Linked DNA regions of Homo sapiens: all the other regions are linked to region 6. Evidence: chromatin contacts called from ENCODE Hi-C or POLR2A ChIA-PET data. All regions are on one chromosome and are shown on one strand. Each heading gives the region's core, a stretch centred on a gene start or an enhancer-like site at or near the end of the contact. The rest is flanking DNA. Distances are from core to core; before and after follow the strand shown. Region 1 holds the start of SRSF1 (serine and arginine rich splicing factor 1). Region 2 holds the start of DYNLL2 (dynein light chain LC8-type 2). Region 3 holds the start of MRPS23 (mitochondrial ribosomal protein S23). Region 4 holds the start of MSI2 (musashi RNA binding protein 2). Region 5 holds the start of PPM1D (protein phosphatase, Mg2+/Mn2+ dependent 1D). Region 6 holds the start of TRIM37 (tripartite motif containing 37).

Region 1 (3,976 bases), core at 673-3,172, 1.1 Mb before region 6:
TGAATTAAAAAATGAAAAGATTGTACTGAATAAAGGAAAACTGTATACAACATGGGTTCTACAAAAAGTGTCACCAATCATCTTATGTACGAGAGCGAGATCTGCTATGACGGGGAGAATAGCGTGGTGATCCTCTGCTTCTCCTTGGGGAGTAACTGCGACTCCTGCTGTTGCTTCTGCTACGGCTTCTGCTACGACTACGGCTTCGAGATCGAGATCTTCCATAACTTGGACTTCTGGGCCCATCAACTTTAACCCGGATGTAGGCAGTTTCTCCCTATTGGATAGACAGAACTTTCCATTGAAAGATCTAAGCTTTCATCTATCTTCAGACATGCTGAATGAATACAATGTAACTAAAACCAGAAATCTGGCAATTTACTTGGACAACCTTGCCTGAATCCTTACCTTGAAATTCCACTGTTAAGACCACTGTATCCAATTCTGGTCAAAGAAAAGAATACGTGTATAACCTACCTCATGAGATCTAAACTTAGTGTTATCCAGTTTTCGAACTGCATAGGTCATATCTTCTTTCCGTACAAACTCCACGACACCAGTGCCATCTCGGTAAACATCAGCATAACATACATCACCTGCTTCACGCATGTGATCCTTTAAATCCTGCCAACTTCCACTTGGAGGCAGTCCTGAAAAAGTGATTTTTTTTTTCTTAGTACCAATTATCTTAAATTTCACGTTAAGCTGGTAAGGTACATTAGGACAAAGAGTACTTTAAAGTACTTAATAGGTGTACTTAAGTGATACCAGGTAAAGAGAGCTGGTAAGATTCTGGAATCCAGAGTCCAAAATTATTTGTAACGATCTTCGTATCTAGTACCGCAACCTAATTTGGTAAATCACCACAGCAGCAATCCTCGTTTATTAAATTCACCCAAAAACTAAAGCAATTTAAGACCTAGCATGAAAAATTTGCAATTATTAAACCTGTCACGCAAGAGAAAAATTTTAGGTAGTTTTCGTCCCTTCACATCAATCCACACAACCAGTACACTCACCAGAGACAACCACTCTGTTTTCAGACCGCCTGGATGGGGGGCCATAGCGACCTCGGGGAGCTCCGCCACCTCCACCCCCGCCGCCGCCTCGGCCTGTTCCACGGCCGCTTCGAGGAAACTCCACCCGCAGACGGTACCCATCGTAATCATAGCCGTCGCGACCATACACCGCGTCTTCCGCGTCTCTGCGGGATCGCAGAAAGTAAAAGGGATGAGAAACACCAGGAGGAGAAGCTCGCTCAGTTGGGAACCAGCAAACCCCCCGCACATGCGCACCCAACGTGGAAGAGCCCACATGCGCCGCATAATAGGAATGGCCCCTCCCCCACCCAGAAACACGCCAGGCTCCCAACCACTACACCAGCCCTCAGCGCCTCAGTTTCCCGCTCCAGCCTGCGAATGGGCTCCGGGGACGTCCAAGGCGAGGCGCCAGAGAAGCCACATCAACTCAGCTCCTTACTCGACTCCTGCATGGGCGATACAGTCTCGCCCCAACCTCTCTAAGAGCCCCCGCTTCCCCGTTCTCTATGTTAAGGCCTTGGAGCCTTCCCCAACTACTCGGACCTATTTCCTCAAGGCTGCAAGCCCCATGCCGCCTCACCGCGGGTCCTCGAACTCAACGAAGGCGAAGGGCGGTCCCCCGCGGCGATTCTTGAGGTCGATGTCGCGGATAGCGCCGTATTTGTAGAACACGTCCTCAATGTCCTTGGTTCGGATGTCTGGAGGTAAGTTACCCACGTAGATGCGGCAATCGTTGTTCCCTGCGGGGCCACGAATCACACCACCTCCCGACATGGCGGTGACGAAAAGCGCGGACTCGAGAACAGGCCTTCCCACCAAGCCTAGCGCACGGCAGAGCGAGCCCGCAGCGGCACCACGTCTCCCGCGGCCCCTCCAAAATGGCGCCTTTATCAGCTCGGCGCACGGATATGGGGGGGAGACAGAGGAAGAGAAGCGGAAGGAAACAGCGATTCGATCCCAACACGCACGCGCGGGAGCGCAACGGGTGCTGCGAGGGCTACGTTCAGCGCACGCGCACGCACGCGCGACGTCACCCTCCCCACGAAGGGGGTAAAAAAGTCCCCCGCGTTCCCAGCTTGGGGTGGTTTGCGAACAGAGTGACCAGCCGTTTGGTAAAAGTTAAATAACGAACTTTCGTTAAAGGAGCTAGTCATCCAGGTCGGGTCTTGAAGGATGGTCGATTTCTCCAGGAATGAGGATCTTTGAAAGCAACTCGGCGCCTTCAAAGCACTTGGTGAAACCTAGCCTAAAGCGTTGTCCCACCATGCTCTGCGGCGATAACGGCCTTTGGCGGGAAAGAGTCTCGGAGGCGGGGCCAAAGGGGGACGGCCCGGGCGGTTGCTCCGGAAACCCGGGTATCTTCGTAGGGTGCGTCTAATCCAGAGCTGAGTTGCGGGTGATTGAACGGAGAGCTGGGGCGTTGGTTTGTCTTCCCGCCCCTGCTGCGAATAGACCGTGGCTGCTTAGACAGATGTGTCTAATTTAGCGAAACCGATTTAGATTCCTTAATCCTCTTCATTAAGTACCGTTCCGCCTTCTCGTCAGAACTTTGCATAGCTCGGGTCAGCACTCCTAGTGCTAGTCGCAGTGGGTCCGTATCCCGACCGGCAACGTGGTACCCGCCAACCAGAAGGGGTAACACCGTACCGCCTATGGGACCCACACCTTTTTATCTCTTGTTAGTCGCCTGTCCGTGGGACTAGCGCAGAATGCCTGCAGAATGAATCGTTTCTGTTGTTTCCTTTCAAAGAACGAGAAGGAAGAAAGGGTGCGTGTGTGCAGTCCTTTTTTCAAAAGTTTTCCCTAAAAGTTACTGATACACCAGGTTTTGAAAATACCGGTCCTCTCAGGTAATAAAATGGAGCAAAATGGATGTGAGAACCGTAACCACTAGATACCGCGGTTGCTATTCAGGACTGTGATCCTGTTTGCCTGCGGCATTGGGAGATAACATTTTACATTTTTTTTCGACGTCTGAAATCTGGATTTTTATGTGAAATCCTGGGATTTTTAAACGTCGCTAATGAATTAAAATTCAAATCAGGCTGGGCGCGGTGGCTCACGCCAGCACTTTGGGAGGCCGAGGCGGTTGGATCACTTGAGGTCAGGAATTCGAGACCAGCCTGGCCAACATGGTGAAATCCCGTCTCTACTGAAAAAACAAAAAATTAGCCGGGCTTGGTGGCAGGCGCCTGTAATCCACTCTACGCGGGAGGCTGAGGCAGGAGAATCGCTAGAACCCTGGAGGCGGAGGTTGCAGTGAGCTGAGATGGCGCCATTGCACTGCAGCCTGGGCTACAGAGTGAGACTCCTCCAAAAAAAAAAAAAAGGAGGGGGAAACAACAACAAATTAAAATCAAACCCTGCAGTCATAAATTTGCCATAACAGATCTACACACTGAATTTAAGGGATAATTTTCTTCATGTTATTTATTTACAGTAGTCCCTTTCCGCAAGGATGTGAGGCAACTTACAGAGATACCATAAAACATGAAAACTAGATGAGGCTGGGCGTGGTGGCTCACTCCTGTAATCCCAGCACTTTGGGAGGCCGAGGCGGGCGGATCACCTGAGGTCAGGAGTCGGAGACCAACATGTCGAAACCCGTATCTTCTAAAAATACAAAACATTAGCTGGGTATGGTGGCGCGTGCCTGTAATCCCAGCTACTCGGTAGGGTGAGACAGGACAATCTCTTGAACCCTTAGGAGGTGGAGGCTGCAGTGAGCGGAAATCACGCCACTGCACTCCAGCCTGGGTGACAGAACAAGACTCCATCTCACACACACACAAAAAAAATGCTAGAGTAAGAAATCAGAGGAATGGGAAAATGAGGGGTGGATTAAATGAAATACGCATAAATTACTATACAAAATGCCTGCAGTGAAAGCCCGTTGAATTTGTTGAGATAGATTGCAAATTTTACTTTAGTCTTCC
Region 2 (4,391 bases), core at 759-3,258, 1.0 Mb before region 6:
AAGTGAAAACCCGTGGCTCTGACTTCTGTTAGTTGAAGTTCTTCGTGCCCTTCTGTCCACCACACCACAGCCTGGAAATGAGCAAGCTCTTATCCCTATTATACTTCAGGGAAGGGGAGCAGGGAGAGGGAGGATTTATGCCCTGGCAGCATGGCCTTTGAAGGGCCACTGCTAGCTCATAGTAACCCTTGGGAACACTTGAAAGAAGTCATCTTCTGGTTGGACACTGGCTTGTACCGTGACACACAGGCTAGCAAGCAGTGTGCCGGCTGTATTTTAGCACCCGCTTGCTCCATCGGTTGGATACTCTTGCGCAGTGAATGACCTGTGCAACCATACGTGGCAGATCTGACCTTCAGGCCCTGGAAGGGCCTGGAAACTAAGGACTGTTGGAGAAAGGGGGTACTAGCTTCGCTTTCTCCAGGCAGTCCAGGCGATTAGCCCCGCACAAGCCCTAAGTGTATAAATCATCCTTCCTCGTCTCCCTCCCTTCCTCCCATAGAGGCCACGCCTCCCATTCATGAACACAAAGACTGACATCAGAAAACCCTTAGTGTGAGGGGATACCCCAGGCCTTAACTGGTCTCTGAAATCCCCCAACTGAGGTTGTTAGAGGACAGAACTGTGGAAAGCAGTAACCAGAGGGAATGATTTTTCCAGGTTTCCCCTGACACATAACGAACACTAACTTTTGATGCTTCAAACCAGAGCAGGCCAGGGCCAGGGCAAGTCTGACTTCCTGACCATGGTTTGGAGAGGCGAAGGGGAAAAGATGGGAGTGGGAGCTATCCCCGGCAGCTTCTTAATCCCTACTGTATGGCCAAAATGCTTGGTTCCCAATAAAGGCTCGTCAGCCCTTGAGGTAGACACTTCTGTATAAAACAGACCAGAAAGAAAACCGCAGGCCTGAGGATCTTTCCTGGGAGTGGGATGGAGTGAGGGCAGGCAGGCTCCCAACGCGCACGTTCACACCCACTCTCCCAGAAGTAGTCTCTTGAGCCTCCAGAGGGGCTGCTTCCTGGGTGCACCTCTTTTCAGCTAGAAGCAAGTCAAGCCTGACCTGCGGGATCTGGCAGGGCTCTCTGTACTTGGATTCTCTCCTTTATAAAGTGAGGGGTGTGGATGGGTGGTTTTTGAAGGCTCCTCACAGCTCTGACAGGCACCACCTCTGGGGGCTTCTATTCACTCTCCTCCAACCTTGTCTACCTGGACAGGCAGGGACAGACGACAAGAAATCGCTCACTCTCACCCCCATCCCAGGACCCCAAGGCCATAAATGTGCAAGGACAGCAGAGGCCTGCGTACCAAAGACACATCCCCATCAATTTTGCTTCGGCTCTGTCTCCATTGCTCCTGTAGACAAATACCGGCTGGGGGCCCAGCTGGGAGTTTAGGTCCTTCAGCCTCAAAGAACAAAGGAGGAAGAAGGGACCTTCCCGGAAGGTGAGGGGAGGGAGTCCTGGGGCTCCTATGCCTCTCCCTCTCCATAGGGCTGGCTGTCCCTCTCTTTCTCACAGATACGGGAGGAGGGAGTGTCCTGTCTTTTCCTCTGAGGCTGGTGACTTCATCTCCTCCCCTCTCTAAGGTTGGGGTCTCTACCTCAGCCCCATCTGTTCCCTGGGTCTGAAATCTCCATCCCCCTCTCCCTTTTTTCTCCTTGGGACTGGGGGTCTCCACACCCTTCCCTCTCCTCCTCTCTCAGGACCATGTCTCTTTATTCCTTTTCAGGCCTGGCCTCTCCAGCCCCGGGGGGAGGGGTCCGCATTCCTCTCCTTTCTTAAGGCCACGGCTCCCTCCCCCACCCGCTCCAGCTCCTCCTCCCCACCCCCTCCCTCCGCCCCGAGGCATTGTGGGAGGAAACAAGATGTGGGGCGAGAGCGGCGCGGGGAGAAGCCCGCAGTGCGGGGCCGGGCGGGCTCAGCCAATGGGGAGCGCGGACGGCGGCGCGCGCGGCGGGGGGGCGGGGGCGGGGCACTATTTCAGCGGGGGCCGCGCGTCGGCCGCGCTCAGCGGCAGAGCGGAGCGGAGCTGTGAGGCGCCAGTGCGGAGCGGGCGGGCGGGCGGGCGGCGTGAGGCGGAGCGCGGGCGGCCGGCGAAACTCCAAGGGCGGACCGCGGCAGGGAGCGATCGGCCTCGGGCTGCGGGAGCCGGAGACCGCGGCGGCGGCGGCTGCTGCAGCTGCAGGAGGAGCCCAGGGAACACCGCCCCTGCCTGTGCTCTGCCTCGGGCCATCGCTCCTCCCCAGGGCCCAGTGCGGACTCGCCTCCGTGAAGGTGAGCGGTGGGTGGGGGCGTCCCCCGGGTGGCGGGCCTGTGTCCGTCGCGTGCGACTCTACACGACCCGGCCCTCGCCGCGGTGGCCCTGCGGCCTCCTTAGCCGGCCCCAAGGCCTGGAACAGGGCTGGCCCCGCAGCCCTTGGCGTTGACGGTCCGGGCAGCGCAGCGCGCCCCCGCCGCCCCTCCCTCTCGGCGCAGCCCGGGCTGCGCCACCCTTTGCCCCGGCCACCCTCGTGGCGCTGCTGGAGGCCCGGGCTGCGGAGCTGCCGCTGCCCCCGCCCCCGGGAGTCTCTCTGCGCTGCGTGGAGGCCCCTGATGTCAGGGGCCGGGGAAGAGGGGGTGGAGAGGGCTCGGGCGTGACGCGGCTCCTCCTGCCGCCACCGCCACCCTCTGGGGCGTCCTTCCTGCAGCGAGGACGCCCAGTCACTCCGGCGCTGTTCCAGGCCGGGTGGGGGAGGGCGGCCGACCGGCCGGGGCCTGCGGACCTGGCCGGCGGCGCGGGCGGGAGGTCGGGGGGAAGGAGGATGCTTCCTCGTTCCCCAGGTGCTGCCCTTCGGGACCGCAGCGCTCTGGAGGATGGGATAGTGGAGGGATACGGCCCACTTGGAGAGCCCGAAGAGGGAAGTAGAAGTGTGTGTGTATTGGCGGGTGGGGATGGTGGTCCGTGTCATTCGGAGATTTAGCCTTTTTTTTTGGTTGCAAAACCAGGAATAGAGGATGGGAGCTGTCCTGGGGTGCCCTTTGTGCTTTTCACAGGAGCCTTGGCTCGTGACTGAGGCTGCTGGCCTGGGGCCCTCTGGCCATCTTCCTCCTATCTGGAGGCCCAGGTCCCTTGCTTTTTCCCAAGGAGGGAGGGGCTAGGCTGGACACCTTCCTGTGCTTTGCTTACCGGCACCTTGGACAGGGGTGGTAGGGGTTGGGCTTCACCTCTCTCAGATGCCTGGGGGGCCATTGTAGTCGTAAGACCAATATTATGTAACCGCAGGCTCTTTCCTGGAGAGTAAGGTGGCTTTTAATTACTGTAACAAAGTTGCTCCTTTGGACTTTGGGAATGAGGCAGTGGAGCAGGTGAGCTTGCAGGCAAAATGGTGCCAATTTCATACTTTCACTTTGCTGTCTAACCAGGCCCCACCCCCACCCCTGGGTTTGTAAACAGTGCCCCCTTCTGAGTGGTAACCTGGAATAGGCCACCAGGTGACACTAGTTTTTCTTCACTTATACAGAGCCTTATAATGTAAGAACCTTTCTCCCTGTGCTGCTGTTGTACCTTTGCTCAGACCCATTTGAGTTTACCCCATTTATCTCATTTCAACCATTAGTATTTAAAATGAAGATGTTGATTTGCCCAAGGTCACGTAACTAGTCATTCCTTGAACAGGGTTCTCCGAATCTTTCCTCAGCACCACATGGTGCTCACAGACTCCAGTTGAGGCTCTGACTTTTCCTCTCCAGAATGTGGGGGCAGAGGGTGCTGGTCTACTACCTCTTTGCTCTGCCAGTTTCTGCCGAAGTGGAACCAGCCCTGCTTAGTTTGGCAGTGCTATCTAGATGAAGGGGCCTTGGATGCGGTCAAGGGCTGCCTGGCTGGCAGCTGGCATGTGTGCATTCTCTGCATGTGGTGCAGGCTGAAATGGTGGTGGTGAGTTCTGTTTTCCCTTTCAGCCATCTAGCCCACAGGCTATTGTGAACTCCGAGATCAAGGTGGCCTGGAATGATACCAAGGATATGTCCTTGAGCAGGCAGCCTCCTGTGTAGCCTTCCATCAGATAGAGCTGGAATGACAGCATCTCTTGTCCATTGGGCTGGGCCACAGAGGGGTGCTTTTAGGGGTGGGATGATGGGGGAGATAGTTACTGCTCCATGTGTTGGGACTGTGGTCAAGGACAAAGGGCTCATCCCCTCTGTTCCTGCATAGTACCTCACATGTTGCCACCTGTCAGGCACGTCCTGAGATTCCGCTCGTCCCAAGAAGGGTCCATGCAGGGTCTGCCTGGAACCTGTGGTTGCTATGGCATGAATGGCATGGCCTTGATAGCAGGGATATGAAACAAGGCTATTAAAATCTTTACCTTTCTTAGGCACCTTTTTAAAATGCTTTATCTCCAGGTTTTTCCC
Region 3 (4,420 bases), core at 120-2,619, 1.3 Mb before region 6:
TCTCTTAGACTTTCAAGCATCCTTTCATCTGAGTGGCTTCAAAGAGCCGGACTACTAGATCCACAGACCACGTTCCTCCTATCTCCACTCGTGGAGAAGGCCGGCATAATGATCACCATAAGCTTGGAGTCAGAGATGTGATTCCCAGATCTGCCACCCTCCTATATATTTAGTAATTACAAGAAGTTAGCTAATTTCCTTGAGCTTCGCAGTCTCCTTGAATAAAATGGAAACAAGAATGCCTTCCTTACAAGTTAGAGTAAGGCCTTTAGAGAATGAGATAATGCTTGCAAAGAGCTTAGTACAGTGCCTGGCCCAAAGCAGATGCCCAGAAACATGCGGCTATAATTGCAATGATCTTTCGGTTGCTGGGCTCCAGATTCCACTTTTCAGAACTTCAGTTTCACTATGAGGAAGGGGTGCTGCCTCCCTAATTTGGCTAGATAAGCCTTCTCCACAGGGCAAACCCCTGACTCAATTTCATGTTTGAATTCCCAGACTGCTACCGAAACCTTCCCTTCTGAAGTTCTGTTGCCTCCTGTCCACTACAGGGCTGAGCACTCACGCTCTAATCCGATCCTCGTGGTACCAGATGTCTTGGATGGGAGCTTTGGCTTTGCCATATCGCACTCGAGGCCTTTGGAAGACGGGCTCCCTCAGCGGGGGAAAGGCGTCATATACGTCAAACCACAGGGGCTTCTCCTTCAGCACCCCGGCCCGAACCAGGTCCCGAGTCCTTAGGGAGGGAACAGAACGAAACTGGGTCACTTGCAGTAGCCTGCCAAAGCCCCTGAATCAGTCTAGCACAGTTTGGGACATTAAAGGTATTATGCGGTCTGCAACACAGAACGGGGAAGGACTGCTCCCCACCTACAGAGAAGATCTGTCCACATCCCAAACCAAACTTAACAACGCTCAGGAGAGTTAAATCCCTCTATCTTCTTTTGTGCGTCCCACCCACGTTCGGTCACGGAAAAATGCAAAGAGCGGTCTTGCATGACCTGATAAGGAAGGCCCATCAGGCTCTTCCTCCCTTCCTCTTCCTAGAGACCTCCACTCGGGGAGAGGCAGCTGCAATAATCTTTAACATGACACATAAATTCAAGGAGAGGCATCCTCAGGCACAACTATTCGGAGCCAGGAGAAAACATGAGAGGGCCTCACCCAGCTCAGCCCCCGCACCCTGCAATACGCCTCGCCCTGCTCAGGTCCGCTCCAAGGAAGAGCGTGACCGGCTGAGAACCCCAGCCTGGGGGAGGCACCCTCAGCCCACCACGGCTGGGAGCACACACCGAGAGAAGATGCTCCCTACGGTTTCCAGCCGGCTGCCTGCCATGATCTGCGCCTGGTACCGAGCGTGACTAGCTGCTACCGGAACCGGAAGCGGCTGCTCCAGGTAAAGGGCGCATAAGTTGCTGGCCGAGCCAAGGATCGCTGGGCTTTCACCGCAGCCCCTGCGGGAGAGCGGCGCAGGCAGAAGCAAGTGATAGGCCGAACGGGCGCGCTCCGAGGTTACTTGCCAGGTTCAGGCAGGAGCACTCGATAGCCGAGCCAAAAGGGCAGGAGCGAGCCAAAGCCGGACAGAAGTAATAAATGACCGAGCTGTGGGAGGGATTCATCATGATGGTTGCTTTACTCTCTCTCGCCTTGTTGAGCCAACTCCTCTGAAAAGGTGGGGCCGCGCGGAGGAGAAGTAGTGGGGCAGAGCAGGGGTGAAGCGCAGCCTACAGTCCTAGGGGAGCCAACAAAGGCCGAGATTTGAGGTCACCAGCTCTAGGCCCAGGCTGAGCCTAATGTTGTTTAGAGTCACAGACTACGCAGAAGAAAACCAAGGCCGGGGAGGGGCCGTCACTTGCCCAGCGTCGTGCTAGATCTCGGGCCTCCGCCTCTGGCTGTGTAGTGCTCCCCACTAAGCCCCTCGTCCCCGGAGTGCCACCTGCATCCACGCTAACTAGGATGCTGGCTGCAACTCGTGTTTCCCGCGGCCGGTGTCGCGGGCTACCTCCTCCTTGGAACTCGAAAAGTGAAAGTGTCCGGAACAAACAGACGCCGAGAGGGAAACGAAAAAATCTGGAGAAAGTCATCTCTCAGTGTTAAACTGTAAAAAAATATAAACTGTGTGTAGCATACCCTTTGACCCAGTAATCATATTTCGGGGAAAGAACCCCTTAGAAATTAAAGCATCAATTCATGAGGATGTTTGTGCAAGGATCATCGTTGCAGCATTGTTTGTAGTGGGAAAAAAAATCCATCAGATGAGAAATAGCTGGAAAATTATTGTTCATACTTTCTTTGGAACCCTATGCAGCTATTAAAATGAATGAGCTAGATCCACATGTATTTACCAAGGTTAAGGTACATGACTTATGTTTAAATGAAAAACGAAGTTGCAAAGAAACATGTTTAGTGGAATCTCAACGTGTTAGAAAAAAAAAAGGAAAAAGAAACACCTCTATATATGTTTGTGTTTGAGGATAGAAATTCTGCAGAAGGACACCCAAGGCTGTGAACATTGGATATCTCGGAGTGAAACTGCAGGCAGGCAAGGGAGAATTTTTTCTTCCTTTACACATGCTTCAGAGTTTGACTTGTAAAGAGATTGTATTCATATTTGAACTTTTAATCCAATGAATGTTTTGAATCACACACAATGTCTCCTGGGAGCCTAGTCAAGTCATCCTAGAGTCCTCCCACTCTGAGGCTGGTGAAGGGGAGGACGGGACTGTTTGATGAGTAGTTACTGCTTGTGTGTGTTATCTTACTGAATCCACATACCTTCCCATAAGGTAGCTATTAACATCCTCATTATAGATGAGAAAGCAAGGCCTCAGGAAGTTACATAACTTGTCTGATAAGCAACTGATAGAGCCAGCCTTGGGGGGGTGGGGCAGCCAGGGCCCTTTCCAGTGCCTCACAATGCCGCCTAAGCTATGCCTAAAGCTCGAGGCTGGTAGGCTCAAGAGTCCAGCAGAACGCCGCTCCCCACCCGCCCCCCCCACAACACACACACACACACACACACACACACACACACACACGCACGCCAGGGATCCAGTGATTTGAGGCCCAGGGCTAACCTGAGGTGGATTTCACTGCTGCCTCCAGACCCTCTGGAACAGAGAAGAGAGAGCACAGCTCTGGCCCCAGGCCAGGTGTAAAGGCTCTAGTATCCCAGCCCTCAGGAGGTCTAAAAGACCTTGCTCTGGGGAGAGTAAACATGCTCCCAGCTAAATATAGTCTTCCCAGGCCTCATAACAACTTTCTAATTCTGTCCCAGCCAGCAAGCACTATCTGCCAGCCCAGATTACAGGCACACTTCTCTTCTCCCACCAGGAACTGCTACTGTAGGTTAGTGCAGTCACTGCAGCTAAAGAGTTAAAGGGTTTATTCCAAGATCAAGGAGGGGAACCAAAGACGCAAACCCTCAATAGGGGAAGAACTGCAAGGCAGAAATGTTCTCGCTAATCTTGGGGTGGTCCCTTCCTCTTCCAAGCCTTTGAAGTTTCCCTTTCCAGCCTGCTTCTGTGACTGAGAGCAGAATATTGGTGGGCAGACTTGGGGGTACTTTGGGGATAACAGCCTTCTGAGGCTACACAAGAAGTACACACCCAAGAAACATTCATTCATAATACAGGAGCAAGCTGTCGGGCAGCAGGGGGCAGGCAGAATGGACATTTGAGGCTGTCTTCTTGAGTGGGGACCACAGCCGCCCAAGGCTGTGAGGGCCTGGGGCACTTACACCACGCACCACTGTGCCGCGGGAGGTACCAAGGAACCTCAAGTGTCTCATTCAGTTGTTCAACCACCTGCTGACATAGGTAATGTCCTGCTAATCTTACAGATAAGGAAGTGGTGCTTGTAAACTCCCAAAGGCCATGTTCCTACAACACCACTCGGCCTCATATTAATCCCACTGTCTCATTGTAGACGTGCCCACTAATTGCTTCACTCTGAGCAAGTTATGTAACTTTTCGAGCCTCTGTTTCTCCAACTGTTAAAATGTGGAGCTGGGCTCAGTGGCTCATGCTTGTAATCCCAACATTTTGGGAGGCCAGTGTGGGAGGATTGCTTAAGCCAGGAGATCAAAACCAGCCTGGGCAAAATTAGCCAGGTGTGGTGGTGCATGCCTGTAATCCCAGCTACTCAGGGGACTGAGGTGGGAGGATGGCCTGAGCCCAGGAGTTCAAGGCTGCAGTGAGCCATGATCACACCACTGCACTCCAGCCTGGTCAACAGAGCCAAGACCCTGTCTCAAATAATAATAATAATAATAATAATAATAATAATAATAATCTGGATGGCAGTGTCAACTATCTTCGTGGCTTGTTGCAAAAGTAAAAGAGATCATTCATGTAAAGCACTAATCACGGCACCTGGGACATAGTGAGTGCCTGTGAGCAGCAACAAGCCTGATGGCTGT
Region 4 (4,575 bases), core at 1-2,500, 1.9 Mb before region 6:
GAAACTTTCATGCGATGCCTTTGGAAGGCTACAGACATTGTCTTTTTGGAGTTTTCAGTGCATGAAGGTATGAAACCGCATTTATTAAGCACCTACTGTATGCCAGAACCCGTGCTGCACAATACTACTGCTGCTAAGGTGGGAGTGATTCTGAAGCCTTCTGCCACCCTAGCTACCTCTGCAGGTCGTGAGGGGTCTTGGGCTATTTCAGTATCATGCACTTTACTATCCTGGCATACAAAGGCTGGGTGAGAAATAAAATATATAACGAACGGATTACACAGGGGTTTCCTGAAATAACCACCCTTCCCATCCATCCCAGAGACACCCCAAAAGTACTTCTCGTTATATACAAACATTTGCTTTGAACCTCAATCATGTGACCTTGACTCCTATAACCTATCTTATTACATTTTTAAAACACTGTATGATTAACGCGGAAACCCTTTCTTCGGCACTTTCTCGCCACTGGAATCGCGTCAGTTTCTCAAAGTTCCAAAATAACCTTTCCCGGGCACGGATTGGTACCTCTACTGGGGAAGGGCGGGGAACCGCGCAAGACGTGCCGGTGTGGAGCCAGAGCCAGAGAGAACTTCCAGCGCAAAAGGAAAATAAAACTTGTGGCTGGTGTTTGTGCAGGAGGGTCTCCGCCATCCTGAAGCCCCCCGATCCTGGGGCGTCTCGGGGGCCGCCAAAGGAGCGCCAGGGTGTGGGTTTGCTCCCGACGTCCTTGACCTAAATTTCTGAGCGGTGGCTGGAAACAGGGCACAGCGGAGGGCGGGCGGCTGGTGCCATTCCCGGATCTCGGCGGCAGGGGCCGGCAAACTTGAATGGAGAGGGCGAACTAGAGAGGGTGGGGGGCGTCTTCTCCCAGGTCCGGGTGAGGAGCCGCAGCAAGCTCCCCGCGCCTCCCCTCCCCCGATCCACCCGCCCCCCGCAGCCCATGTGATCCAGGGAAGTCGGGGTGCGCTCCCCCTCGCCCTGCGCCCTGCCGGCCCGGAGGCGGGGTCCCCTCCGCCCGCGGGGTTCGCGCGCCACCCTTGTGGGTCCGGCCGTGGGGGGCCGAGTGTGCGCGCGCGGGCAGGCGGGGGCCGCACGGGGGTGCGTGACGTCACCGGCATTGGTTACACGACGTTCTAGAACTCCGCCCCACGTGCGCCGGGGAGGAGGGGGAGGAGGAGGAGGAGATGGGGGTGGGGAGGAGGAGGGGGAGAGGTGGGGATGGGCCGGGGGGGCGGGGACGGGGGGGTGTGCGAGGCAGCGGGGCTGAGCTAAGCCGAGCCCACGTGTGACGGCTCTCGCCGCTGCCCCGGCTCCGCCGCTCGCAGAGAGATTCGGAGGAGCCCGGGCGGGGGGGAGGAGGAGGGGGAGGAGGGAGCGGAGATCTCGGGGCTCGGAGCCGGCCGCCGCTCCGCTCCGATCGCTGTGGGGCTTGGTTTTTTGGGGGTGGGGGGGCGGGGGGGCTCAGATATGGAGGCAAATGGGAGCCAAGGCACCTCGGGCAGCGCCAACGACTCCCAGCACGACCCCGGGTAAGTTTCCAGCCGCTGCCCACCGCGCCGCCTTGGGCTCGCTCTCCTTGCAGCGGCGGGGACGGCGGTGCGCGGAGCCGGGCATCTCCCGCGCCCCCCCGCCTCTCCCGCGCGCCCCCCCCGTGGAAGTTACACACCTTTGGATTGCATTTCGCCGTCACCTTCTCCCCCACCCCACCTCCCGGCTCTCGCTCGCTCGCTCCCCCCCGCTTTCCTTTTAGCTTTTGTAAGTTACACGTCAAAATGGCCGATCTGACATCGGTGCTCACTTCTGTTATGTTTTCTCCCTCTAGTAAAATGTTTATCGGTGGACTGAGCTGGCAGACCTCACCAGGTAAGGGAGGGAGGGGGGGACGCCTGGGTCCCCCCCTTCTTGGCTTCTTTATTGCTCTTTGTTATCCCGGTGTAGGAGCCCCCCCCCCCCCGCCATTGGCTCCCCACTTCTCCTGTGCAAGGTTATTTTTTTTAAATAGCAAATCCTTTCTGAGCCCTCTATGCGACCTCTGTTGCCGAATTTCCCCCGCGTGTGCAAAAAATGCAAAAACAAAACAGAATAACAACAGAAAACTACTTTTGGATTTTGTCCTTGATCAAAATTTGCATTGCTTTTTTTTTCCACACCTTCTCTCCCCCCCCCATCTCTCTCTTTCTCTCTCTACAGATAGCCTTAGAGACTATTTTAGCAAATTTGGAGAAATTAGAGAATGTATGGTCATGAGAGATCCCACTACGAAACGCTCCAGGTAAACCATTCCCTTCTGGATTTTGTCTTTATTTTAGAACAAAGTTTAAGTTTTATTTTTGGAGGTGTCTTCGGAAGTAGCTAAGCGGATTAGAATGGGGCTCAGGCGCGTGGCTGATCTCGAACGGCGCTCTATACCACCCCCACCGCCCCCTAGTAACCCCAGAGGTTATTGTTAATTGGAGCTGAACTCTGGATACAGAGATACCCATCTCTCTGCTTTTAAGTCATTTTCCCGTCGCTTCTTTTTCTCTGTTTAAAATGACATTCAGCTTCATTTACTTTCGCATAGTTTTTTTTTTTCTTTTGATCTTAATGTGTGTTTCCCCCACACTCCCAGCTCCCCAAACTCTTAAGATCCCTCTTAGAAAGATGGTGGTAAATCTCTTCTAAGTGCCGGGCTTTCTTCGGAATAAAACAAAGCGTTAAGAAAGGGAAGGGGAGGAGGAGAGGAAACTGAGGTGGCCAAAGAGTGGAGGCACCAGCATTTTCCAAGTTACCTCCACCCTCCCTGCCCCCGTTCCACTTCCCCCGTTAACCTTGATGTTTTTTCTTGCGAGGTGGAGGGCTGTAGGCAGGAGGGGAATTGGAGGAGGGGAGTGGGAGGTGGGGGTGCGTGGGGGGCAACTTTTGCTCCTCATTCAGCCTTAGGTCTCACTCCTGGTTGCTTTCAATGGTGTCACATTTTCTTGTTTGTTTTTCTCCCTCTTTGTCTCCTTTCAGAGGCTTCGGTTTCGTCACGTTCGCAGACCCAGCAAGTGTAGATAAAGTATTAGGTCAGCCCCACCATGAGTTAGATTCCAAGACGGTAGGTTGCTTTTTGTTGTTGTTGTTCGCCCCTTTTCAGGAACGATCTGGGCATTGACAGCCCCATTTAAAGGGACAGTGCCTTCTTTTGCTTCTGTGCTAGAACTGGGTAGTTTTAAACTGAGCTAGCGAGTTGGCTCAAAAGTTTGCTGCTGTGGCTGGCTTTGGGGTTTTCTTTTTAGAGCCTGTCCCATTGCAGCTTCAGAGGCTGCCAAGGTTAGGCTTGGGGAGGAGAGGGTTCGGCTCCTGGAGAGTCTGCCTTCCCGGCCTGGGGACTGTGCAGAGAAACTCCACCAGAGAGCAAATGCAACTTTTCTTTGTCAGCCAAGCACAGCACGCGTTACCAACTGTGGCTGTGGGGATCAGCTTTGAGAAGGCACAGCCTGCTTTGTGGCCAAGGGGGACAGCAGTGGGAAGGAGGGGAGAGGGCGCTAATTACAGGTCCAGGCAACAGGTTTCTCTTGGGGCACTTGGGATTTGGAATGTGCTTTGGGAAGGGAAGGGGACGCTGGCGGAGCTGAGCTGGGCATCCACTGGGGTGACTCCAGATGGCATGAAATCTAAGGCTGATAAGGCCTGGGGGTTTCAAAGTGATTTTTTTTTCCTTCCTTTTCTTTCTCAGATCCTTTCATTTGAGTATGGGTACTTTTATACATCACAAGTTTTAAAAATCCAGAGTAGAAGGGGGAAGAGTCTCCAGGCAGAGGTCAGAAGGGGAAGGGAAGAAAGAGTGTCTGTATATAACAATACATTTAATGGGAGGGGGAGTGTGCAGTGTTTTATTTAGCCCCTGTGTGGGCTTCCTGCCTCTCCTCCCTTCCCTTTATGTCTACCAGAGTTTCCCCACGGTTTTTATTAATATATATCTGCCCCAAACAGAGGCCTTAAGATGACATTGGGCTGTAGTGCTGGGTTGCATGGAACTTCACTCCTCTGTGATGGGGTAGTGGGACAAGGCCAGAAATGGGGCTCTACTTCCATCCGCCTCTTATGAAAGTGAGCAAGACATTCCCTACCTCTGGGTCTCAATTTCCTCTTCTGTAAAATAAGTGGACCAAGGTGATCTTTCAAGCCCCTTTTGGCTTTAACATTGAATGGAAGAGAAGGAAAGCAAATAAAGAAACCTGGCAACCTTCGGTGCACTTGAATTGATTTTGCAAATTCACCCTCTTTCTCTGATCAAAGAGATCAGGAATGCGTGCCTTCTCCTAAGAAAGAAACCCACCTACACTCTTAGTTGCTTTATTAATTGTCCTGGACTTGTCATAGCTTGCATGCAGCCCAGCCTTTTGTACTTTTAGATAATTTAATTTCAGAAATGATTTGTAGGATGATAACAGATGTCTGAAAAATTTTTCTCTCCTTGATTTCGTGGCTAGCCATTTCAAAAAGCTAGTGAAATTAAAGAGGAAAATCTTTTCAAGGCAAATTTGGGAATTTATCATCCACCCCCTCTTGCTACCTGGGTGGGAGAAACAGTATTTGGTTTCTGTG
Region 5 (4,432 bases), core at 1,420-3,919, 1.5 Mb after region 6:
TTATATTAAATGTGATGGAAGCCATGTATTGAGTAAAAGAATGACTTGATCTGATTCATGGTTTTTGAAAGATCGCTATAGTACCTAGCGGAAAAAGGATAGCAGAGGGCCAAGAGTGAAAGAAAGATTTGTGAGGAGGCGAGTGTAGTGGTCCAGGTAAGAGGTAATAGTGGCCAGATATGGTGGCTCACACCTGTAGTCCCAGCTACTAGGGAGGCCGAGGCACGAGAATTCCTTGATCCCAGGAGGCAGAGGTTGCTAGTGAGCCGAGATCACGTCACTGCACTCCAGCCTGGGTGATGGAGGGAGACTCTGTCTCAAAAAAAAGAAAAAAAACAGAACATATTTATACACAAATGGAAATGACCCAGAAGAGGAGAAATTAGTCTGGGTGTGGTGACATGTGCCTTAATCTCAGCTACTTGGGGGCTAAAGTTGGAGGATCACTTGAGGTCAGGAGTTTGAGGCTGCAGTGAGCTATAATTGCGCCTGTGAATAATCACTGCACCCCAGCCTGGGCATCATAGACCCCGTCTTTAACATTTAGAAAGACAGAGAGAAAGGAGAGATTGATGAGGCAGGAGCAAGGAGGATAATTGTTGGAGCAGTAAAACTCTTGAAAAGGAGACAGTATGGAAGATATGGATAGTATCTTGAAAAATAAAGTGGATGAGAAGTGACACGAATAGTGGAAGAAACAAAGACGGTGGGCTATGAAAAATGATGGGGAGATACCAGGGATCAGTAGCTGACAGCATCTCAGAGTAGCAGCAGTCTGCATAAATTTTAAAAGCACTTGAGTTTCTGAGGGAGGAAGGAAGAGAAGTGGTTTGGAGGTAATATGAGGAATAGGCCACAGATAAGAATACCTATGAGAGGAAAAATAACCTCCTGTACTTGAAAAGTTGCAAGGGAGGTAGTTTTGCTAAGTGATAAACCGGGTTTCAGTTGGAATGGGAAGTTGATGGGAACATTTACAGAAGAGGCTAAGAATAAAGGGGAAGTGGTTGATGGCAGATGTTGAAATCAAAAGTGTGAAGTGAAATGGTTAGGATATTTGGTGAAGAGTGGGATATGGAATCAGAGTAATTGAAGCAGAGAGTAGCATGGAGATACTAGAGCAATAAACGGATGACGCAGATCCTACTGGTTGTGATTGAGGTGGAAAGGATTATAAAGCATGATGGAATTATCTTTTGGTAATCTCTTGGGTCAAACGTGGTGAACGGTAAGATGAATAATATAGAGCTACACAAACCGTTCTTGTGATATGGAGGCTGCTCCCTAATTACAATGCTAATATTTCATTTAGGATTTTTGTATTCATCGTTACAAAACAGGGTCTGTAGGTTTCCTTTTAGTGTTCATAATGCTTAGGTTTTACTAACAGGGTTATGATTACCTCTCCAAACAAGCTGGGATTTTTTTTTTCAAGCGTTTCCATGCCCTGGAACCATCTGGTCTAGTGCTTTTTGGGGTAATGAATATCTTCAATTGTATTTATTTTTACTTAGTTGATCTATTCAGATTTTCTACATTTTCTTGAGCTGATTTTGCTTATTTATATTTTTATTGATATAAAGATTTTTTCTATTTTTATTTCTTGTGCCAACTGTATGTACATTCCCCCCATTCCCGTTTCCATACTGTTTTTAGGCCATTTGAAAATCTCAAAGGTTTTACAGGAAAGTACAGATTGATGAAGAAATGGCCAAAAACGGGAAAAGTGAACTTTAAAGTGATTCAACTACAAAACGTATGCTACTGAGCAAATACTAGTGTATTCCTCGCTCTGCGGCTTAACTCCATGAAAATCCGTGCAAAGGTTTTAGCGTTGGGATTGTGACCGACTCGGTGAAGAGAGGGGACGATCACCAAACCGTTAGAGCACTGGGGCTCTTGGCAGTGTTTGTCAGTTATTTTCAAGTGATAACTTGAAGTGATACCGCAGGAATAAAATGCTGTATCCAGAGCTGGTCGGAACGAGCACTACCTTTAACAAAAGCTGAAAAGATCTGCCTAGGAATTCGTTAGAATACAGCCCTCTTACGTCTCTGACATACCTAGTTATGTGAACCGAGACTGTGCAGCTGACGGTGGAAATTTCCTAAGTGCTTTTTAAACAACAGAACTGGACTCCCTCCCTCCTCCATTCCCAGTCGAATACGTCCCACCCAGATCCAGCTCAAGGGTGCAGCACTTGTTCCGGCCAGCTCACAATCGCCCTTTGGAAGGGAGGTTTCCCGCCATTTCGCTTAGGAGGAGGGTGAACTCTTCTCCCTTCATTCTCCACTCGCTGGGGGCCCGAGCCCACACCACCTTCCTAGCAAAGCAAGCAGCGGGACGCCAAGGCCAGCAGGCCGCATTAAGAACGCTGGACTGAGCCAAAAGCCTACACAGACCAAGCCGCTCGGGAAAGGATCAACAACTGCCGACAACCCGGAGGGCGAAAACGCCCGCGGCGTAGGGGAAGCAAACTAGGAGATGCGCGGGCCCAGCGCCAGCGGCGGGAGGAGGCAGCGCGGCCGTCGCAGGCGGGAGCGAAGGCGGGGACGGAGGGCGGGCTCGCTCCACTCGACTCCGGATTGGTCGAGCTTAGAGAGCCGAGTGACGTCAGCGGGGGAGAACGCCTGATTTGTGTGGTGGGCGCGGGCGGTGGGGGGAAGCGCAGTGCGCAGGCGCAACTGCCTGGCTCTGCTCGCTCCGGCGCTCCGGCCCAGCTCTCGCGGACAAGTCCAGACATCGCGCGCCCCCCCTTCTCCGGGTCCGCCCCCTCCCCCTTCTCGGCGTCGTCGAAGATAAACAATAGTTGGCCGGCGAGCGCCTAGTGTGTCTCCCGCCGCCGGATTCGGCGGGCTGCGTGGGACCGGCGGGATCCCGGCCAGCCGGCCATGGCGGGGCTGTACTCGCTGGGAGTGAGCGTCTTCTCCGACCAGGGCGGGAGGAAGTACATGGAGGACGTTACTCAAATCGTTGTGGAGCCCGAACCGACGGCTGAAGAAAAGCCCTCGCCGCGGCGGTCGCTGTCTCAGCCGTTGCCTCCGCGGCCGTCGCCGGCCGCCCTTCCCGGCGGCGAAGTCTCGGGGAAAGGCCCAGCGGTGGCAGCCCGAGAGGCTCGCGACCCTCTCCCGGACGCCGGGGCCTCGCCGGCACCTAGCCGCTGCTGCCGCCGCCGTTCCTCCGTGGCCTTTTTCGCCGTGTGCGACGGGCACGGCGGGCGGGAGGCGGCACAGTTTGCCCGGGAGCACTTGTGGGGTTTCATCAAGAAGCAGAAGGGTTTCACCTCGTCCGAGCCGGCTAAGGTTTGCGCTGCCATCCGCAAAGGCTTTCTCGCTTGTCACCTTGCCATGTGGAAGAAACTGGGTAAGTTCCCTGGCTTGTTTGGCGCCCGCCCCTTTTTCAGGCAGTTCAGGGCTTTTATGGCACCAGCCCCGCGTGGGCCCCCGGCACCCAGAGCGCAACCAAAGTATACACTGATGGAAGTGACTAAAAGCTGTAATAGCGCTTTGCTGGGTGGAGGTCCGGGCAAACCAAGCGGCCTTGGGGAAGATAGGATTGCCGTCTCCCTGCAGCCTATTCTTGCTTTATTTCCATCCTCCAAGGATCAATGGGAAGCAGTCCACTCCCTTCCCTGCTTCACTTTGGTGGCAACCAGAGGAAACGTGTTTGAAACCTGGCGCCAGATTTTGGCCAAAAGATAAATCGATGTTGCACCTGGGCCAGGCGAAGGAAAAACTGTAGTGTTTCCTTAGAGAATCTGTCATAATTCTGCTCCTGAAAGTCTTATCCCTCTCGGTTGCCTCCTACCGGTGGTGTCAGTTCTCCAGATTGACCCGGGATTGCTGGGGTTGGTTGCTGGAGTAAAGCGTAAGCTAATTTAGAAGGGCTGAAACGTAACCATCCGGCAACTTAAAGTTTTGGAAGGAATTCCGTTGTAATGATGGTGAGATGTTTTTAGGATCATAAACCTGTACTGCTTATGAAAACTAAAAACGCGGAACGTGTTGTTACCTCTTAAAAACTGGCCCCGTGTTAAGGGTGTGCGTTAGATTCTGCTTGGGTTTTCTTTTTGGAAATTGCCTTAGCTGATTGCTTTCAGATAGTTCCCAACCGGTTGTTCCTAGTTTAAAAAGTACTTATAAATTGTAACTGCCCATCAAAATAAGAAAAGGCAAGGAATTACTGTATGCTAGAAGGAAATAAAGGTCTTAAATGTCTAAAAATTTCGGTGTAGTTGTAGTTTCATCTAAGTTTTTTTAAATGTTTGTAAAGCAGGCAGGATTTCTGTGCCCAACATTTACAGAATCATCTTACAGCATTATAATTGCTTATCTATTGCAGTGAATAAATGGCATGCATCTTTGTTAGAGCAAAGAAGACAATACTTCCAGTGGTGGGAAAAAACCTTGTTTATGGCAGCATAATAACGTTG
Region 6 (3,908 bases), core at 900-3,399:
TAGATTACAGTCACCAGAAATACTTCTTCATCTAATGATATAGAAAAATGCATATAATGTATAACAGCAGGGAAAAAAGGCCCAGGCATGATGGTTCATTACTGTAATCCTAGCACTTTGGGAGGCTGAGGCAGGTGGATCACTCGAGGTCGGGAGTTCGAGACCAACCTGGCCAAAATGGTTAAACCCCGTCTCTACTAAAAATACAAAAATTAGCCAGGCGTGGTGGTGTGCACCTGTAATCCCAGCTACACAGGAGGCTAAGGCAGAAGAATTGCTTGAACCTAGGAGGCGGAGGTTGCAGTGAGCCAAGAGGGTGCCACTGCACTCTAGCCTGGGTGACAGAGTGAGATTCTGTCTCAAAAAAAAAAAAAAAGAAAAAAGGAAAAAAGGCAGACTATATGACTGAATACACAACATGAACTTTTAACTTTTTCTGCAATTTCCCCAAAAGGTATAAACTGATTTTATAATTTAGAGGAAAAAGAAGTTTAAAAAGACACATCCTAAAGGCAGTGTACTGTGACCCAGAAAAAAATGAATTCAGAATCCAGAAATCTGAATTGCTGCCCTGATGTTACAACAGACTAGCTACTTATTTGAACCTGAGATTCTGCCCCAATTGAAAATGTTGACGGTAGTTCAAAGCGATCTTGGGAACAACAACAACAAAAATATGTAAATACAAGAAACAGTATTATGTTTGCAAGCCTCAATTTAATCAATTTAGGAAGTAACTGAAAAGTTTTTAACAAGAAAAAGGATACAATTAAACGTATACTTATTGTATTGTATACTTTGTTTTTATATTACTGACATTTACTTTCACTCCATTCTAGAATTAAACCCTCCTAAAACCAAGATAAGTTTACAAAACCTTTATAATACTTTATATGAGGAATTAAGGAGAAAATTACTCATTAATCTCATCATGACTCTGTAGGGCCAGAAAGAACCTGGGAGATGCAGATTCTGTAACCTGCAACGGGGTGGACAATAAGACTACTGAATGACTAGTTTCAAGTGGAATATCCATAACATAGTTACCCCTTACTAAAAAGCAAGGATTTCCTATTTCAGTATCTGAAAGGTTCAAAATTTGATAATGATTACACAATTATGTTCAATAAACAATCTTTTAAAATATATTCCTAGCCTTTACTTACATATCCTACATATCCCAACTATTTTAACTCACAGCTTACAAGAATCAGTTATAAAAAGAAGAGTTTGTTCTGGAAACTACACATGAGATAATATATGCTGATTCAATCTAGGAAGGAAGGGCAGAAGCCTGCAAAATGTGCCACTGAGAGGGAAAGATGACTATCCATTTGGAAGGAGATTTAGATCAGCTCAAGAACTCGCAAGGACTGGTGGCGAGTGGCAGGGTACATCCATCTGATGAATCTGCAGTTTTGGTCGGAAAAGGATGCTGTTTGCAAACACCCGGTGGGGATGAGTACCTGTGCCAAGACATCCTTGAAAACTCCAGGATACGCACCACCTGACTGCGGAACAGTGAGCACAAGACACCCGGAGCGCTGCAGAATGGGCACGGCATCCTTGGTACCGGGCCAGCCCTCTCCACAGCGGCAGGGGCGGGGTAGGGGTGCCCTACTGGAGGGAGGACATGGGCACGACTCCCCGAATAAAAACCGCTCATCGGGTGGGGGCGGGGACTAACCACCACCCTCACAACCCCCTCACCTCCACGCTCTGTTCATCCATTGCCTCCGGCTCTCGGCGGGGCCGCTGGCGACCCGCAGGCTCCGCAGTCTGACCTCTTAGGCGCCGGCCCGAGGTCGCCAGATCAAATCGCCGATAAAAGCCCGGCGCCCACGTCAGGGGGCTCTGACAACCGCCCCACCTGCGCGCCCCATCTCTTCAGGTCCAGCGCCGCCTACCCCCATTTCGCCATTTTTACCGGCGCGCCCGCCCCGAGGCGCAGAAGTAGGGCGAACGGTGGCCGCAGCTCCTTTCTCCCGGCTCAGCCGCCGGCCAGCAGCCGCGCCGGAACCTCGGCCCACGTGACGCGGGCGCGCGCCTATGGAACTGACGGTGGAGTTCAGCGAAGAAGGTGCCGCAGAGAATTCGCAAACACCAACCGTAACCAGAGCAGCTGGGGGCGCGGCGGCGAGAGAAGCTGCGAAGCGCATGCGCGCAGGACGCTGTGGGAGGGGAAAGGAGGGGAGGAGCGTGGAGCGATCGCCTAGTTCCCGCGTTGCGGGGCGCATACGAGACTTGGCGACTCGCTGCCTCAGGGTTGCGTGCCTCCGGCCCTAGCCTGCGCAGGCGGCCTGAGCTTGGGGCTCTGCTACGCCACCCACGCCCACCTTGGCGGAGGGCGGGGCCCCACGGCTCTCAAACTTGCGCGCCAAAGACGGAGCCACCTGGCGTACTGGTGGAAAGCGCAGACTTCAGAGCCACACCCGTAGTTAAGTATTCGGACTCTGAGATTCCAGGGTGGGGCCCAGGCCATCCGCGTTTTCACCCAGCATCGTGTGATTCGGCAGCAGGTGGTCTGTGGCCCGCACTTTGAGAAACCCTGGTGCAGAAGGTTCATGGTTAGTGGTTCTCTCTGGAAGGAACAGTCTAAGGTTTGTAGGACTTGCGTTCCACCTACCAAAGCTAATCGAGTTAGAAGGCTCCAAACTGAGGTGTCATTTCTCATTACGGTGGTGAGAGGACGGGACCACACACTGTGAAGTCTTCGTTCCCACATCCCACACTTCATTCTTGCCGCCTAAGTTGTCGCCGTGGGACTATTGAAAGGGTATCAGCGATATTCATCTTTCCTATAAATGGGATCTGCTTTCTACAGTTTCCTGCCAGATGTGTAAAGATTGCAAGAATTGAAGGTTTGTGAGACAAAGAGGGCATATCAAATTCGTAATTTGAATTTAATTTTTCCTGTATTTATTGCAAACAACTAATTATACTTAACCGACCTAGAGTGCACATGTAGAGAATCACTAATAATCTAGAAATAAGTTCTTGAATATCAGGCATTTAGGCTTATAGGTGGTGGGTAGCAACAATTTTTTTTAACTACTTGGGTCATGAACAAGATATAATTTAGAAAGATTAATCTGAGACTGAAAAATTCTTTCAGTAAGAATTATTTGTGGTCTTTGACCTACATGGAGCTATTTTTACGAAAATGGCCTCAGTTGTACATTTTTAAATGGTTGATGGTTAATATTATGAGAATTTTACTTAAAAGAATTATTTATAGAATGCAGTGCTAGGCCTGGCGTGGTGGCTCACACCTGTAATCCCAGCACTTTGGGAGGCCGAGGCTGGCGAATCACCTGAGGTCGGGAGTTCGAGACCAGCCTGACCAACATGGAGAAACCCCGTCTCTACTAAAAATACAAAATTAGCCGGGCGTGGTGGCGCATGCCTGTAATCCCAGCTACTGGGGAGGCTGAGGCAGAAGAATCGCTCGAACCCAGGAGGCGGAGGTTGCGGTGAGCCGAGATCGCGCCATTGCACTCCAACCTGGGCAACAAGAGTGAAACTCCGTCTCAAAAAAAAAAAAAAAAAAAATGCAATGCTGTACTTGGGATTCAGAGTAATGAGAAGTGGCCCTTGCTCTCAAGGAGCAGTACAGAAGACAAATAAGACAAATTGCAATACTTACATGATAAATAGTTAAGATTCTTGTATGTTTGCCGAAGAACCTAAGAATGTCGAAGGACTTATTGCACCAATTCATAATAGCGAACAATTAGAAACCTGTACAGCTGATTAGAGGCCGTTGGTTGCAAGCAAAAAGGATAACTTGAGCAAAATAAATAATTTAGTTGGCAAGATGCTAAACTCACATCGTTTGCCAAGCCCTGGGGTTTGAGAGCCAACGGTCTGCTCCATCAGAATCCCTTAAAGGCTGACCTTGCTGCCCT

The links. A loop is a pair of places that touch in the nucleus more often than their neighbours do. ChIA-PET counts read pairs that join two places held with the same protein, here RNA polymerase II (POLR2A). Pooled maps may share reads with other maps.
Region 1: a map of B cell shows a loop between it and region 6 (7-fold over the local background). The contact joins the promoter of SRSF1 here to the promoter of TRIM37 in region 6. A Hi-C loop is called at or near these places in 3 of 168 maps with a recorded cell type or tissue (B cell and naive thymus-derived CD4-positive, alpha-beta T cell), 3 of 37 single-sample maps with no recorded cell type and 12 of 50 pooled maps.
Region 2: a loop to region 6 is called in a map of tibial artery, with 16 times the contacts of the local background. The contact joins the promoter of DYNLL2 here to the promoter of TRIM37 in region 6. A Hi-C loop is called at or near these places in 2 of 168 maps with a recorded cell type or tissue (CD8-positive, alpha-beta T cell and tibial artery) and 13 of 50 pooled maps.
Region 3: a loop to region 6 is called in a map of CD4-positive, alpha-beta memory T cell, with 16 times the contacts of the local background. The contact joins the promoter of MRPS23 here to the promoter of TRIM37 in region 6. A Hi-C loop is called at or near these places in 1 of 168 maps with a recorded cell type or tissue (CD4-positive, alpha-beta memory T cell), 2 of 37 single-sample maps with no recorded cell type and 9 of 50 pooled maps. POLR2A ChIA-PET finds 5 or more read pairs at or near these places in 1 of 52 experiments (T-cell).
Region 4: a map of B cell shows a loop between it and region 6 (10-fold over the local background). The contact joins the promoter of MSI2 here to the promoter of TRIM37 in region 6. A Hi-C loop is called at or near these places in 2 of 168 maps with a recorded cell type or tissue (B cell and CD4-positive, alpha-beta memory T cell) and 8 of 50 pooled maps. POLR2A ChIA-PET finds 5 or more read pairs at or near these places in 1 of 52 experiments (activated T-cell).
Region 5: a map of CD4-positive, alpha-beta T cell shows a loop between it and region 6 (10-fold over the local background). The contact joins the promoter of PPM1D here to the promoter of TRIM37 in region 6. A Hi-C loop is called at or near these places in 4 of 168 maps with a recorded cell type or tissue (CD4-positive, alpha-beta T cell, CD8-positive, alpha-beta T cell and naive thymus-derived CD4-positive, alpha-beta T cell) and 11 of 50 pooled maps.

Annotation. Positions count from the first base shown.
Region 1 is chr17:58,005,324-58,009,299 of GRCh38, forward strand. SRSF1 (serine and arginine rich splicing factor 1) reads right to left here and starts at 1,923. Exons shown (of 4, transcript NM_006924.5): 1 at 1,621-1,923; 2 at 1,020-1,204; 3 at 478-650; 4 at 1-277. The coding sequence starts at 1,814. The coding sequence ends at 83. RefSeq lists enhancers at 1-733, 1,065-1,114, 1,385-1,434, 1,558-2,276, 2,225-2,274.
Region 2 is chr17:58,081,411-58,085,801 of GRCh38, forward strand. DYNLL2 (dynein light chain LC8-type 2) reads left to right here and starts at 2,009. Exons shown (of 3, transcript NM_080677.3): 1 at 2,009-2,273. DYNLL2-DT (DYNLL2 divergent transcript) reads right to left here and starts at 1,794. Exons shown (of 3, transcript NR_110809.1): 1 at 1,306-1,794; 2 at 1-1,206. RefSeq lists an enhancer at 1,738-2,032 and silencers at 1,749-2,098, 2,109-2,168, 2,209-2,628, 2,669-2,798.
Region 3 is chr17:57,848,675-57,853,094 of GRCh38, forward strand. It overlaps MRPS23 (mitochondrial ribosomal protein S23), which reads right to left and starts at 1,370. Exons shown (of 5, transcript NM_016070.4): 1 at 1,293-1,370; 2 at 566-736. The coding sequence starts at 1,336. RefSeq lists enhancers at 1,351-1,680, 1,356-1,865.
Region 4 is chr17:57,255,273-57,259,847 of GRCh38, forward strand. It overlaps MSI2 (musashi RNA binding protein 2), which reads left to right and starts at 1,251. Exons shown (of 14, transcript NM_138962.4): 1 at 1,251-1,532; 2 at 1,826-1,866; 3 at 2,194-2,275; 4 at 2,998-3,082. The coding sequence starts at 1,471. It overlaps LOC101927510 (a long non-coding RNA gene), which reads right to left and starts at 1,724. Exons shown (of 3, transcript XR_007065860.1): 1 at 1,670-1,724. RefSeq lists a silencer at 806-1,435 and enhancers at 3,414-3,503, 4,490-4,575.
Region 5 is chr17:60,597,524-60,601,955 of GRCh38, forward strand. It overlaps PPM1D (protein phosphatase, Mg2+/Mn2+ dependent 1D), which reads left to right and starts at 2,670. Exons shown (of 6, transcript NM_003620.4): 1 at 2,670-3,363. The coding sequence starts at 2,892. RefSeq lists enhancers at 1,603-2,591, 2,592-3,579, 2,740-2,789.
Region 6 is chr17:59,104,731-59,108,638 of GRCh38, forward strand. It overlaps TRIM37 (tripartite motif containing 37), which reads right to left and starts at 2,150. Exons shown (of 24, transcript NM_015294.6): 1 at 1,711-2,150. The coding sequence starts at 1,731. LOC124904039 (a long non-coding RNA gene) reads left to right here and starts at 2,366. Exons shown (of 2, transcript XR_007065864.1): 1 at 2,366-2,861. RefSeq lists enhancers at 1,238-1,897, 1,554-1,603, 1,814-1,943, 1,898-2,557, 2,034-2,133 and 2 more and a silencer at 2,264-2,373.